Linked DNA regions of Homo sapiens: all the other regions are linked to region 3. Evidence: chromatin contacts called from ENCODE Hi-C or POLR2A ChIA-PET data. All regions are on one chromosome and are shown on one strand. The core of a region is the stretch at or near the end of the contact, and the rest is flanking DNA. Distances in the headings are between cores, read along the strand shown. Region 1 holds the start of PRSS23-AS1 (PRSS23 antisense RNA 1). Region 2 holds the start of TMEM135 (transmembrane protein 135). Region 3 overlaps TMEM135 (transmembrane protein 135).

Region 1 (4,146 bases), core at 941-3,440, 230 kb after region 3:
TGAGGCCAAGTTATGAAAGGCCTTGGAGGCCGTATTCTCTCCTGCGCTCAGCACAGGGGAGTCGGCAAAAGTTTGAAAGCAAGGAAGGTTCATGTCCCTGTTGGTGTTTTTACATAGCTTGCTCTGTCTGCCGTGTGGACTGTGGGCTGGGAAGAAGGCAAGCAGGAGACAGGAAGACCGGTTTGGATGAGAAACCATGAAGGCCTGAATGAAGGTGGTAGCAGAGAGATGGAAAGGAGGGGGTGATTTTCAGAGAAGCCACAACAAATTGTGTCCTCTGTAGCTCTGGTCAATGAGCCGAATCTTTGCTTTCTAAAATGCCAGTGTTTCAGAGGCAAGGAGTTTCTGTTTGCTCTGCACACCCGATACAGCACACCCCTACGTTGCAAACTAAAGATAAATAACGCCAGAGGCCACGGCAGCTTGCAACACTGACCAAGTAGCCCTGGAGATCTTGAGTTTCACTGCATTCAGACTCCCCCTTGCAGTCCGAGGGTCAGCATGACACTGTTAGTGGAGGGGACAGGGTCCTTGGGAGGAGAGGGTAGCATTTAGTTGTTTATGTAGTGCTAAGGGGCCCCACCAGCTCTTCGGGACTCAGAGTTTTCTAACACGACTTATTTCTTAGAGTAGCCGATTCAAATTTCATAGTAAAGGTTTAATTTAGGACAAACTGAATCCAAGTCATGTCTCCCATGTAGATTTTGTTTCTTGACACAGTTTTCTTTGCTAACTACTGTGAATTGCCTAACCAGATCTACAGAAAACCATATCATGGGCCCACATTTTTTTCTAATCCTCTTCCTTTTAAATCAGAAATTCAGTATAACATTTTTCCATAAGTGAATGAGAGAACCACTTCCTAGCATTTTTGTGTGTCCCCCCCACCCACCCCTTTAAAAAAAAAAAAAGAAAGAAACAACAACAGACCTTCCTTTTGGATTTACATCAGCATTTAGCTAACTTCCTGAACATTTCACCCATTTCCTGAACTTATTCTCAGGAAGGAAAAACATCCTCCTTCAGAAATAAATGCAAATAATCCCAGAGATTATTTCTATTAAATAAATAGTGTAAACGCAATGGAATTTCCTGTAAGATGTATATTTACCATGGATATTTCAATAAAAATGTATTGTGATTCTGTAAGACTCATGATATTTGCAGGTAGTCTGAGGAATTATAATCTTTAGTAGCCATTCAAGAGCTAAGTCCTGAACATTTGCAATTTTTACTCATGTTAAAAAATATATATATATATATATATATATTTTTTTTTTTAACTGAGAAATAGGAACACTGGAAAAATTATTCTCCTGAGGTCAGTGTTTTTTGAAGCTTTGTTTCTTTTAAAAGAGGGCTCTAATGACACCTAGTGGTGAATACAGGCAGAACAACTTTAGGACAGACTCAATGCAGTGTCCCTGTAATTAGAATTTTTTGTTTATGTGTTTGCTTGGGAGAAAACACACTCCTTACAAGCACTTCTTAAGTACCCTTAATGCCCAGGAATCCTGAGAAGTAGTGACATGGAAACGTTTCCCTTACGTGTTTCTGGCGATGTTCTCTTCTCTTGATTGATGATTCCTCAGAGCCTGCCCACCTCCTAGGGCTAAACTGGCTCAATTTTAAGAATGGATGAAAAATGTGAAGCTCTGCAGAGGAAAAACATCAATACATCAAGTGAGAAATTTCCCTATATTTTTGAGAAGGCCTCCTCCCATTTGGCTATCTTTTAATGGAGAAGCATGGTCCTTTTCTGGTGTATATGTCTTACTGACTTTTTAAAGGTGTACTCTAGGCTGACTGCCTGTCGTTTCTGCTTTACAGGGGCCTTCTTAGGTTCTCTAGTGTTTGGCAGTGGCTGATTTTTAAAGAGAGAGGTGATAGGGATCTCAGAGAGGCTGCCCTCACTCCAGCCCCACCCCACCCCTACCCCCAGCCCCTCGGAAGGCCATCCAGGACAGATGACTATCTGGCCTCCTTGCACCACCCCCAGGAAGGAGCTCCTTAATCCATCACATCGGCTGATATTCTTCTTTATGTCCAAACCCCTCAGAGTGATATCCAAGACCCTCAGGTCTGGCTCTTCCCCTCTCTTCCAGCCACATCATTCCTCTTCCTCAGACACACCCTATGCTCTAGCCAATCCCAGCCACTTCCAGCTCCTCCTGTTCTCAGGCTGTTTCAGTGTTCTCTGCTCCTGCATGCTGGACTCCTGAGCCAGGAGGCTCTTTCACTCCGTGGCCCTTCTGCTCATTCTTCAAGTCCCTGAGTAAGTGTTTCCTCTTCTTCTTCAAGTCCCTGCATACACGTTTCCTCTTCTGGGAGCCTCGCATGATCCAATCAAGCAGAGCCTGTAGCACCTTCCTTTAGGGCACCTCTGAACCTAGTTCAAACATCTGTAATTGCATGTGTTATATTACATTATATTGTTCTTGTTTGTTTCTCCTCTAGATGTGTTTGAGCTTCTCAAGGGCAAGAGCTGTTCTTGCGCCCAATGCTGGTTCGGGTGCTCGACAAATGTTCACTGACATCCTGGCAGCAGCCATTTGTGGCACTGGATTGTTGCATTTGGCTGCAGTGTTTTGACAGGAGCAAATTAGGAGTGGGGCAACTAGTTCAAGGTAGTGTTGACAATGAGGGTTAGCTCTTTGAAAATGTGCAGAACCATTTATTATCCCAAATGACCTCAGCTTTCACACCACTAGGAATAAGGTGCTTTCACAAAAATCATCTCTAAGTTTGTGTCTAGTTCTAACACTGGAAGATTCTGTTACCAGAAAGGGGTCCGGATCCAGACCCCAAAAGAGGGTTACTGGATCTCACGCAAGAAAGAATTAAAGGCGAGTCCATAAAGTGAAAGCAAGTTTATTAAGAAAGTAAAGGAATAAAAGAATGGCTACTCCACTGACAGAAGGCTTCTGGTTGCCTATTTTTATGGTTATTTCTTGATTATATGCTAAACAAGGGGTGGATTATTCATGCCTCCCCTTTTAGACCATATAGGGTAACTTCCTGACATTGCCATGGCATCTGTAAACTGTCATGGTGCTGGTGGGAGTGTAGCAGTGAGGACAACCAGAGGTCACTCTCATGGCCATCTTGGTTTTGGTGGGCTTCAGCTGGCTTCTTTACTGCAACCTATTTTATCAGCAAGGTCTTGATGACCTGTATCTTGGCTGACCTCCTATCTCATCCTGTGACTTAGAATGCCTAACCGTCTGGGAATGCAGCCCAGTAGGTCTCAGCCTTATTTTACCCAGCCCCTACTCAAGATGGAGTTGCTCTGGTTCAGACGCCTCTGACAATTCTATAATTAGGGGAGCCATGCTTTAAAATATGGTTTTAAAAAATCTAGGGCTAAGGCAGAGAGTCTACAATTGAATGCAAGAATATTTTACATACACCTGTCTTTTTTCTGGGGAGATGGTTCATACTTTTCAAAGAAGGGGTCTGTGATCTCAAAAGATTAAATACCACTGATTAAGAATCATTGACCAAAATGACAATCTTTACTCAGCCTCTGCTGGGTCAGTAGGAGCTAACACCTTAATAGGAGTTAGTGCCTCAGTAGAGAGGTTCGTAATCCAGCAGCTGCAAAGCTCTTGCTTTTTTTCCTACTGCCCTCTATTAGGGCACATGTACTGGTCCCAGTTTGCAATTTCAAAAGAGGCTTGCATCCTAAGAGGCTTTTGGACATGTTCCATTTATGCAGCATTAATGTTCTAAATGTTCTAAATGTAAGAGTAAGGGTGTAAGGGTATGACCAGAACTCTTTTTTTTTTTTTTTCTTTACTCTGTCACCCAGGCTGGAGTGCAGTGGCATGATCATGGCTTACTGTGGCCTCAACCTCCCAGGCTCAAGTGATCCTCCCAGCTCAGCCTCCTACTACAGGTACATACCACCATGCCTGGCTAATTTTTTGTATTTTTTGTAGAGACAGGGGTCTCTGTTTCCCAGGCTGGTCTCAAACTCTTGGGCTCAAGCCATCCTCCTGCCTCAGCCTCCCAAAATACTGGGATTACAGGTATGAACCATCACACGGAGCAAAACTCTTTCAGCAAGATTATATACCTTTCCCCACATTAAAAAAAGTAATTGGCTGGCCGGGCGCTGTGGTTCACGCCTGTAATCCCAGCACT
Region 2 (4,167 bases), core at 1,082-3,581, 140 kb after region 3:
CCAAGTAGCCCCACCCATACCTACATGGATAACTGAAACAAAACTGTCATGAAATAATGCTTACCCTTAGTATGCGCAATATGTCCTAACATTTTTTATTTTCTTCCATTTCACTAATATAAAATAAAATGCTATTCAGTTCCCACTAATTTTATTTCACAACTACCGAGGAGTAGCAACCAAAATTTTCAAATACACAGATGTAAGGGTACAAGGCCACATGAGATGGAAAATTTATCCTCAATAAGTACTTAATCTTGTTGGAGATATAGTAGTAAAACACAACTCTTTTCCTGAACACCCCCAACCTACCTTGTTGGAGTAGGAGAACCTATGTTTCTATTGCTACCCTGAATGTCCCTATCATAGACTATAATCCATAAATTGTCTAGGCTATTGATATAACAAGTATCAGGCATTCAACAAATATTTGTTAAGTGAATGAATTAATGAATGAAAAGTGCTATGGATTTTCAGAGGGAGAAGTAGATAGCATAAACTCTCTTTCCACCTATATCATAATCCTCTCACAGCAGGAACAATCTTTTCTATAGTTGTATATCAAGAGCTCAATAATGTTTGTAGATGTTTTATTTTTTACAAATCTGAGCCTTATGCAGTGAGCCGTGATTGCGCCACTGCACTCCAGCCAGAATGGCAATACAACAAGGCCCTGTATCCAAAAATAAAAAGAAAAATTCTGAGACATAGACTGGCCACAGTGAATGTGGAAAAGCAGATAAACATGAATCTTTGCCAAAGAAAATCAAGGAAAAAATTTCCAGCTCCAATAACAATTACTGGCCTCTACTCTAGATCTTTATTATTCAAAGTGCAGCCCCCACCATCAGCATTACCACGAGTTTGTTAGGAAAGCAGAGGTTCAGGCCCCACCAGGACCTAATGAATTAGAACCCCCATTTTAACATAATCCTCAGAGGATTCCTAACATACATGAAAATGTGAGAAGCATCAGTCTATACAATAAAAATGAAATGGGTGCCTGCAACCTCAAACAAAGTCATCACCTTCTCCTGTGTTATCTCTGAAATACATAATCAGACTTTTCAAGAAGTACTACAGATACAGCCATGACACACTTTCAGGAACATTAGGGTATAAATCTAAATTACTTCAATGAGAAATAATAATTGATCATCTGCTGAATATTGAAACTTTTAGAAGACATACAAAAAATATGATCTGTCTTCTTAGGACACAAACTGTAAGGCAAGAAAATGAGACAATGCACTTCAATGGCCAAAGTAATAATAAATCTTTAATATCAAGGATAAGATTATTGAAAAAAAGATTTTGCGGAGAACATTTAAGAGCATCTTTAATAGTCCTCAGTGTTACATATACATACTGCCAAATATTCCCTATTAATTGCCCTGTATGTAAAGTTGTGTAACAGAAGGTCCTAGGTGACACAAAGTCAGATGTCCTAACCAAGTTCACTGACTGAAAGACTGGCATCACCCTTTAAATCACCACACACAATCTCAACCCAGGAGTCTGTTCTGTGAACTTGCAAAAACACTTGCAAAACCCCCAAATCACAATCCTGTCATCTCAAAACTGAGTCAAGATCTGAGGCCACAGGGACTTAGGGCCAAATATGCCTTCTTCATTAAAAAAAAAAAAAAAAAAAAGCAAAATAAAACAGGGGAAACTAGATGAGGAAAGATTGCAGGTCCTTCTCATAGCCTCGCTGACCTACAAATACCTCTCCATCACAAGGCAGGCCAGAGGAAAATAAGGCTGGTCTTTGAATTAACGTTTTTAAGTGTCCTAAACTTAATTCTAAAAGTTGGGAGCCATCCTCTTCCTAGCAACAGGCATTCAGATGACAGCTCAATCTCTAATTCCCCTCCTCCTTCTCCCTTGCAGGAATTGGTATATCCTTCCCTTGCGACCTCCCCCTTCCCCCTACCGACCCCCCAAAACACTCCGACCCCTCCAAAAGAGAGCCCGACACAAGGCAAGTCCCCCAGAGCCCCTCGGGAGCACCAACTGCAGCCCCCGGCCCATCTTCCAGACTAAACTCGCCCTGCGGGACGGGTGACGGGTCTCACCAAGTACAGAGGAGCATAGATCTTCAGGGACTCCTCCAGGGCGCCCCCGGTGATCTGCAGGAAGGAGACCCGGCAGGAAGGGTGCCAAGTGTGGCCGATCTCATAGCAGTTATGAGGGATGGACTTGCTGAGGGCCGCCATGACGAGGAACAGCGCGGAGAAGACAGGAGGGGGAGAGCCTGAGCCCTGCAGGGAGGGGCGCGAGAGCCCAGCCGCCAGCCTCTCGCCCGGCCAGCACTCGGAGGTGCGGAATGGAGGGGAAAGGTCACGAGAGCGGGGTTACTCTGGGCCAAAGTCCTCGGATGTTGAGCGCTCGGCGTATCGCAGCTCAAGGGGGCGGGACGCGCACCGGGGAGGCGGGGAGAGGCGGCGCGTGCGCGCTCCCTCAAGAGGGCATCCGCTGGGGCGCGTTCCCGCGCGGCGGCGCGGCTGGGTGAGCGGAGGCAGAGAGGATCTTCGCACCCAGAGCCGAGGCTGTACGCGAGGGAGCGCAGCTCGGGGACGAGCCGCCTCCCCACCCCCGCGACGCCGTGCCCGGCTCCGGGGCGCAAGCGCTATGGCAGGTGCGCAGTAGGGGGTGGCTTGGGTCAAATTGTACTTCAGCTTCCAACTGCAAGCCAAGTAGAGCGGAGGGTAGTGGAAGAAAGGGATTAAATGTCTTTGTTGGGAGCTGGTGGAGGAAGAGGGTTGCCAGAGGAATGCCTGGGACAAACGTCCTCCCCAGCACCGGGAGCTTGCCTTCCCGAGAGTCCCAGGTAATAAACAGCTAGGGCTGCCTGCTAGTTGCAACTAACTACCCCCAAGTGCTGGGCTTTCCAAGCTCTGTGATACCTGCGAAGGCTTGAAAAGTCTCAGCTATGTTCATACCCCGACCGTGTGTGGGGAAGGGCAATAGGTCATCCTGTCCAAACCTTAGGCCACGGAGCAATCCTGTCTACAGCATCTTTGATAGGTGCTTATCAACCAAACAGCACACACAGTAGAGGCGGCAGTCGTGTGTTAGAACTCAGACCTGGCTAGGGAACTTGGCCAACAATTAGCAAGACAAGGGTCCTGTGTTGCTTGAGTCATATAACCCCTCTGTCAATCTCCTCACATGTAACAAACCTGCCAGTTTCTTTGGATTTCTAAATTCCATAGTCTCTTAAAGCAGAAACGAACTACCTTTAGAAGAATTCCATTCGAATCTTCTAGTCTTCATTCATTCATCTACAAATATTTACTGAGTCATTACTATTTACCAGGCACTGTGCTAAGGAAACAAACAGAAACAAGAGAGACAAGATTTTTATTTTCACGAAGCTAGTATTCTAGAGGGAGAAGACAGAAAATAACAAAGAAAACTGAACAAGATAATATCAGATAGGTGTAGTTGTTTGAAGAAAATAAAAGAGAAATACTCAGATGAAAAGTCCAAAACAACAATGGCAAAAAGATAAAAGTATCTTTCTCTCAGGTAAAGGTAGGCAGTCCTAGAATAAAATGGTGGCTCCATAACGATTAGGGATCCCAGCCTCTTTGTGACAGTTTGCTATGCCATCTGCTACCTGTGATTTCCACCCTAACTTAGAAAATAACATGACATCAACATGCTAGCCAGGAAGACCAGCAAAAGGGGAAGAGAGGCCGGGCGCGGTGGCTCACACCTGTAATCCTAGTACTTTGAGAGGCTGAGGCGGGTGGATCACTTGAGGTCAGGAGTTTGAGACCAGCCTGGCCAACATGGTGAAACCCTGTCTCTACTAAAAATACAAAAATTTGCCAGAAATGGTGACACGCTCCTGTAATCGTAGCTACTCAGGGACTGAGGCAGGAGAATCGCTTGAACTCAGGAGGCAGAGGTTGCAGTGGGCCAAGATCACACCACTGTTGCCTTGGCAACAGAGAGAGACTCTATCTCAAAAAAAAAAAAAAAAAAAAAACGGGGGGGCGGGGGCGGGGAGAAAAGGGCATACTTCCTGTTTTTAAAAAAACTTCCCAGAAGATCCATACAAACTACTACAACTTACGTTCCTTGGACAAAGCTTAATCACATGGCCACACTTCATTGCAAGAGAGGATGGTGAATACAATCTTTTTTAATTAATGG
Region 3 (4,437 bases), core at 1,528-4,027:
ACTCACTCATTACCACAAGGAAGGCACCAAGTCATTGATAAGGAATCTGCCCCCATGACCCAAACACCTCCCATTAGGCCCCACCTCCAACACTGGTGATCAAATTTCAACATGAGGTTTGGAGGGTCAAATATCCAAACTACAGCACTTACCTACTGAGAACAAAAAAGTCAATTAAAAATAAAAATGATGTGCAAACAAAATGGTAAAAATTACATTTGGCCATACACATATGTATAAAGTTAAATTTATTTGCTAATTCAAAGTGTTTAAGTTACTTGCCGCTGAACTCACCTAATATTATATGCAAAATTCTTTTGGTATGTTTCTACAAAGAAACATTTTCTATATATCTAAAATCTTTGTTTCTTAAATAAAGCCTGTGTCTTCTAATACATTCAACCACATCTAGCTATACAACCAGAGTAGACAAATTTAAGTTTAGTGGGTGGTTGGTGTAGCGGAGGTACAGCCTTACCCATGTGGAAATAATTGCTTTCTTGACCTAAAGCTCTTCCCATTAGAATCAAAACAAATTGATATGATCTTAAGAACCCTTCTAATTTTTGAAAAATAAAACCTAATTGTTCCATACTTAAACAGATGTTGTTTGTTTTGTTTAAGGACAAAATTATGACACATTTATTTTTGTATTTAAATCAAAAGCAGAGTGACTATTATGAAGAAAATAAGTGAATTTCAAAAGATAATCATCTCAGTGTAGAAAGGCACACACAGAGTTGGTACAGACAAGGCCAACAAACTTAAACATTATGATCTGATATTTTTAAAATCTTGGTTTGACCTTTGGCCTTCTTGGTCTACACCAACTTTTCAAAATAAACTGTTTGTTCATCAGGAGTATGCAATAATGCATATAACACAGTAAGCTATTTAAAGCAGATTTAGTGACAAGGATAAAATATTCCAGAAAGAATAAAATACAAATTCTGAAGCTTAATGTTTTATGATGTGATTCTGGCATGAAGTATAAATTTTCTAAGAACCTGCCAAAATATAATATGTTGTTTTGATTCATGGAATTGGAGAACTGAAATAAATATCAAGATATTATTATAATTAGTCCAGTCTTCTTCCTCTTGTGGTTCAGTATCTATACCATCCAGACTTATGGCTATTAAAAGATACATTTCTTCTACATGAGCAAGATATTAATAGTAACTCCACAACCTTCTTGAAGCCTTTTTTAATGCTTTATCACCCTGAAAGTGATGACCAGTGGCTTCAGTTATCTCAAACTTTCTGTTCTGTGTTCAAAACTAATTTCTTCCCACCACATTAGAGATAGGATTGGGATGTCTCTGTATATACAGTAAATCTGAACATAATGTCCTTGATAGGTTCTTGACAACTGCTATTTTAAGTGAAACAATGTATGACAAACAAAACTATTTTTCCCCTCATCAATGTTATAACAAAAGGGCATTGAACAAAGGGATATGATTGGAGGACCTGCTGTAAGCCATTTCACTTAAAGTCACAGTTTCCAAGGAGCTATCGATGACATGACGTGAGGACTTACTGTACCTTGCTTATAATAAATACTCCCTAGGCCATATCATATCTCTTTCCTTTTTCTCAAGATTCTTTTCCATACTTATTTCCTCTCTTCTTCTCTAGATGCTATCCATTCTCCCCACATGCTTTTTAACACTGCTATATTTGAATTGCTGCTTAAAAAGGAAAAATCATTCTAACTCTTCTAGGCTATATTCTAATAGATTATGTAGAGCTTACTAAGTATACACTTTGAAAACCAACAACAGAAGAATAAAAGAATAGACTTGAAAAAGTTATCAGGAACATTCTAGAGTGGTCAGAATTCTTTTTTTTCCTACATGATATGGGGATATTGGCAGAAGTGAATCATGTTAATAGAAAGTATATTTCAATGGCAATAGACATGTGTAAGGTATCTTAATATTTTCTTCCCATTAAAATATGATAGATAAATCAGAGGTCTTATTGCAAAAGTGATAATCCAATTTTCTTTGACAGGATCAACTAAGCCTTAGTCTGCATTTCTAGAAGGCCAGTGTCTCATCAATCTCAGTGGGACTTCTGCTCAACTAAGACTTGCAATTATCAAAACTAAGTTTTCACCATGTTATAACTTTACCCTGTTTGGCTAACAGTATTCTCATGTTTGTTTGTACAAGTCAGTTTTTTCTATTATTGCACTTCCCTTGTTATATTTACTTTATGCAAAGAAACAAAAACATGATCAGCAGAATTTGGTTGAGTAGTACACATCAAGTTTGTGATTAAACATGTTTTGTATATTACTGAGATACTGGCACTAGACAGCAGAGCGCACTGGCAACAAATGCCAACCCAAATATCATGACTCACACAGGAAGGAAATAATCACTCAGAAGTGCCAATAACACTGCTATTAGTATAGCTGTGGATCAAAATATCAAAACTCTGTCTTTTATTATCAACTACCAGTTCACACACTGTTATAAATAAACATAAGATCTCCATTTACTCACCCCAATATAGAAAATAATACAACATATGTAATAAAATAAAAATAAGTTAAGATTTAGAACAGGCTAATTCTAATAGGCTTATTTTGTGGCAGACATGTGGCAGACATTGTGCTAGCTGCCTTACAGACATTATCTAATTTATTTCTCACAAAAGCAATGCATGAGCTTGCTGCTGGTCTGTTTACAGAAGACAACACTGGCAAGGTCCTAAGTAGCAGGTTATGACTCAGCCACTAGACTATAAAACTTTTTGAAAGCTGAAACCATTTTGGTTTAGTTTACAATTAAAACCCAGTATCTACTAATCTACCTCATAATAATTATTCAGGGGAACAAAGAAAAAAGAAGGAACACTAGATCTGATTCCAGTGCCACGCATCACATTTGCCTTTAGGACGCTATCAATGAATATTTGTTTATTTGATTAGATTTTACAAGCCACCAGTTCCTGGCATTCTACTAGGCATCAGTCTCAGAGATTTCACTACTTGAACTACTTGAACTAATACTTTGCTTATTAAAGACTTACATTTTTTCCTGAGGTAGTGCTAGAAGGGAAGCAGTAAAGACAAAAATAATAACAAAAATATATAAGAAAAAATAGATGCAACATTAAAAATATATATTTGAGAGTTTACTTCTAGGTTTCCTTGTATAAAGAATTCACATTCAACAGTAAGAAAATGCTTGGTTTCTTTAAATATAATATTAAAATTAAGTGTAATAATTTTAGTAATGTTGGAAATATATCTTAATATCTGAATAATCAAGTATCTTTGTGCATAAGAAATATCAAATATGTAAATTGTATTCTTTAAATATTATTTAATTATTTAATTCACGAATATTCTTCATGAAAAAATTTAATGTCAAAAATAATTATCACTGTATTATAAATATCATGATTTTAAAATAACACCAATATTTATAATTATCCATACAAATCCATAAAGATATACTTATCTTAAATGAAAGCTGATTGAATTAAAGTAGTATTTGCCACTTGAGTTCTGTCTCAATAAATCTTTTACTTATTCATCAGACATATATTGAGATCTTTATTTTGTGCCAGCCAGGTGTTAAACTTTAAGAAATAGAAATCCCTAACAAAGAGTCCCTACTCTCACTCTAGCAATCAGTCTAAAATTAAATATTCTATATTACTTATGTACACCATGCTCCTGGAAGGTTTAAAAAAAATCCATTCTAATAAATCATTCAGAATACCTAATACCGTGTCGTAATACAAAACAAAAGTAGGTAAAAAAAAAAAACCTACTTTTCTTTCTTGCTAAAACAGCAACAAACCTTAATACTCTGTTCTACTTTACATACAAAAATCTTTAAATATACTTTAAATTTCTTTTCTATTTCTTAACCTGTTTTGTCTCATACAGAGTGTACCTTCCTTGAGTTCAAAGAAGAAAGAATTAAAAAATACTTCTAAAACAGTGGTTTACAACAGTAGCTAAGTATTAAAATCAGCGGACATTTTAAAAAATATAGATACTGGAGCCCCAAACTGGACCTCATAGACAAAGTCTTTGGTGATGGAGCCCAGGTACCTATAGTTTTGAAGAGCTCTATGGGCAATTCTCAAGCTCGGTGAAAGTTTATAACCACAACTTTAAAGGCTTAATTAAGCACAGGGGTTCCCAACCCCTGGGAGATGTACAGGTACTGGTCCCTGGCTTGTTAGGAACCAGGCCGCACAACAGGAGGTGAGCAGCAAGCAAGCGAGCATTACTGCCTGAGCTTGGCCTCCTGTCAGATCAGCTGTGGCAGCAGATCCTCATAAGAGTGTGAACCCTATTTTGAACTGCACATGGGAGGGATCTAGGTTGTGTGCTCCCTTTGATAATCTAATGATGATGTGAGGTAGAACAGTTTCATCCCAAAACCAAGCCCCCCGTGGAAAAAT

What was found. A loop is a pair of places that touch in the nucleus more often than their neighbours do. ChIA-PET counts read pairs that join two places held with the same protein, here RNA polymerase II (POLR2A). Pooled maps may share reads with other maps.
Region 1: a loop to region 3 is called in a map of endothelial cell of umbilical vein, with 3 times the contacts of the local background. The contact joins the promoter of PRSS23-AS1 here to the enhancer-like site in region 3. A Hi-C loop is called at or near these places in 2 of 168 maps with a recorded cell type or tissue (PC-3 and endothelial cell of umbilical vein). POLR2A ChIA-PET finds 5 or more read pairs at or near these places in 1 of 52 experiments (HepG2).
Region 2: a map of PC-3 shows a loop between it and region 3 (11-fold over the local background). The contact joins the promoter of TMEM135 here to the enhancer-like site in region 3. A Hi-C loop is called at or near these places in 4 of 168 maps with a recorded cell type or tissue (HCT116, PC-3, endothelial cell of umbilical vein and 1 more), 1 of 37 single-sample maps with no recorded cell type and 1 of 50 pooled maps. POLR2A ChIA-PET finds 5 or more read pairs at or near these places in 5 of 52 experiments (GM12878, H1, MCF 10A and 2 more).

The regions. Positions count from the first base shown.
Region 1 is chr11:86,936,529-86,940,674 of GRCh38, reverse strand. PRSS23-AS1 (PRSS23 antisense RNA 1) reads left to right here and starts at 2,190. Exons shown (of 4, transcript NR_187135.1): 1 at 2,190-2,275. It also overlaps a transcript of PRSS23 not described here. RefSeq lists an enhancer at 1-266.
Region 2 is chr11:87,036,098-87,040,264 of GRCh38, reverse strand. It overlaps TMEM135 (transmembrane protein 135), which reads right to left and starts at 2,331. Exons shown (of 15, transcript NM_022918.4): 1 at 2,079-2,331. The coding sequence starts at 2,219. It overlaps LOC105369422 (a long non-coding RNA gene), which reads left to right and starts at 2,470. Exons shown (of 5, transcript XR_007062827.1): 1 at 2,470-2,641. RefSeq lists a silencer at 2,310-2,699 and an enhancer at 2,356-2,856.
Region 3 is chr11:87,171,776-87,176,212 of GRCh38, reverse strand. The region is part of intron 5 of TMEM135 (transmembrane protein 135); the gene reads right to left. Among named protein-coding and RNA genes, the nearest start is that of TMEM135, 140 kb to the right of the region's middle. RefSeq lists a silencer at 2,212-2,506. Within about 2 kb of position 2,777, at least 7 of the 41 ENCODE cell types and tissues checked have a DNase peak (open chromatin) inside an H3K27ac peak, as active enhancers do; they include HCT116, PC-3 and endothelial cell of umbilical vein, where a contact is called at or near this core.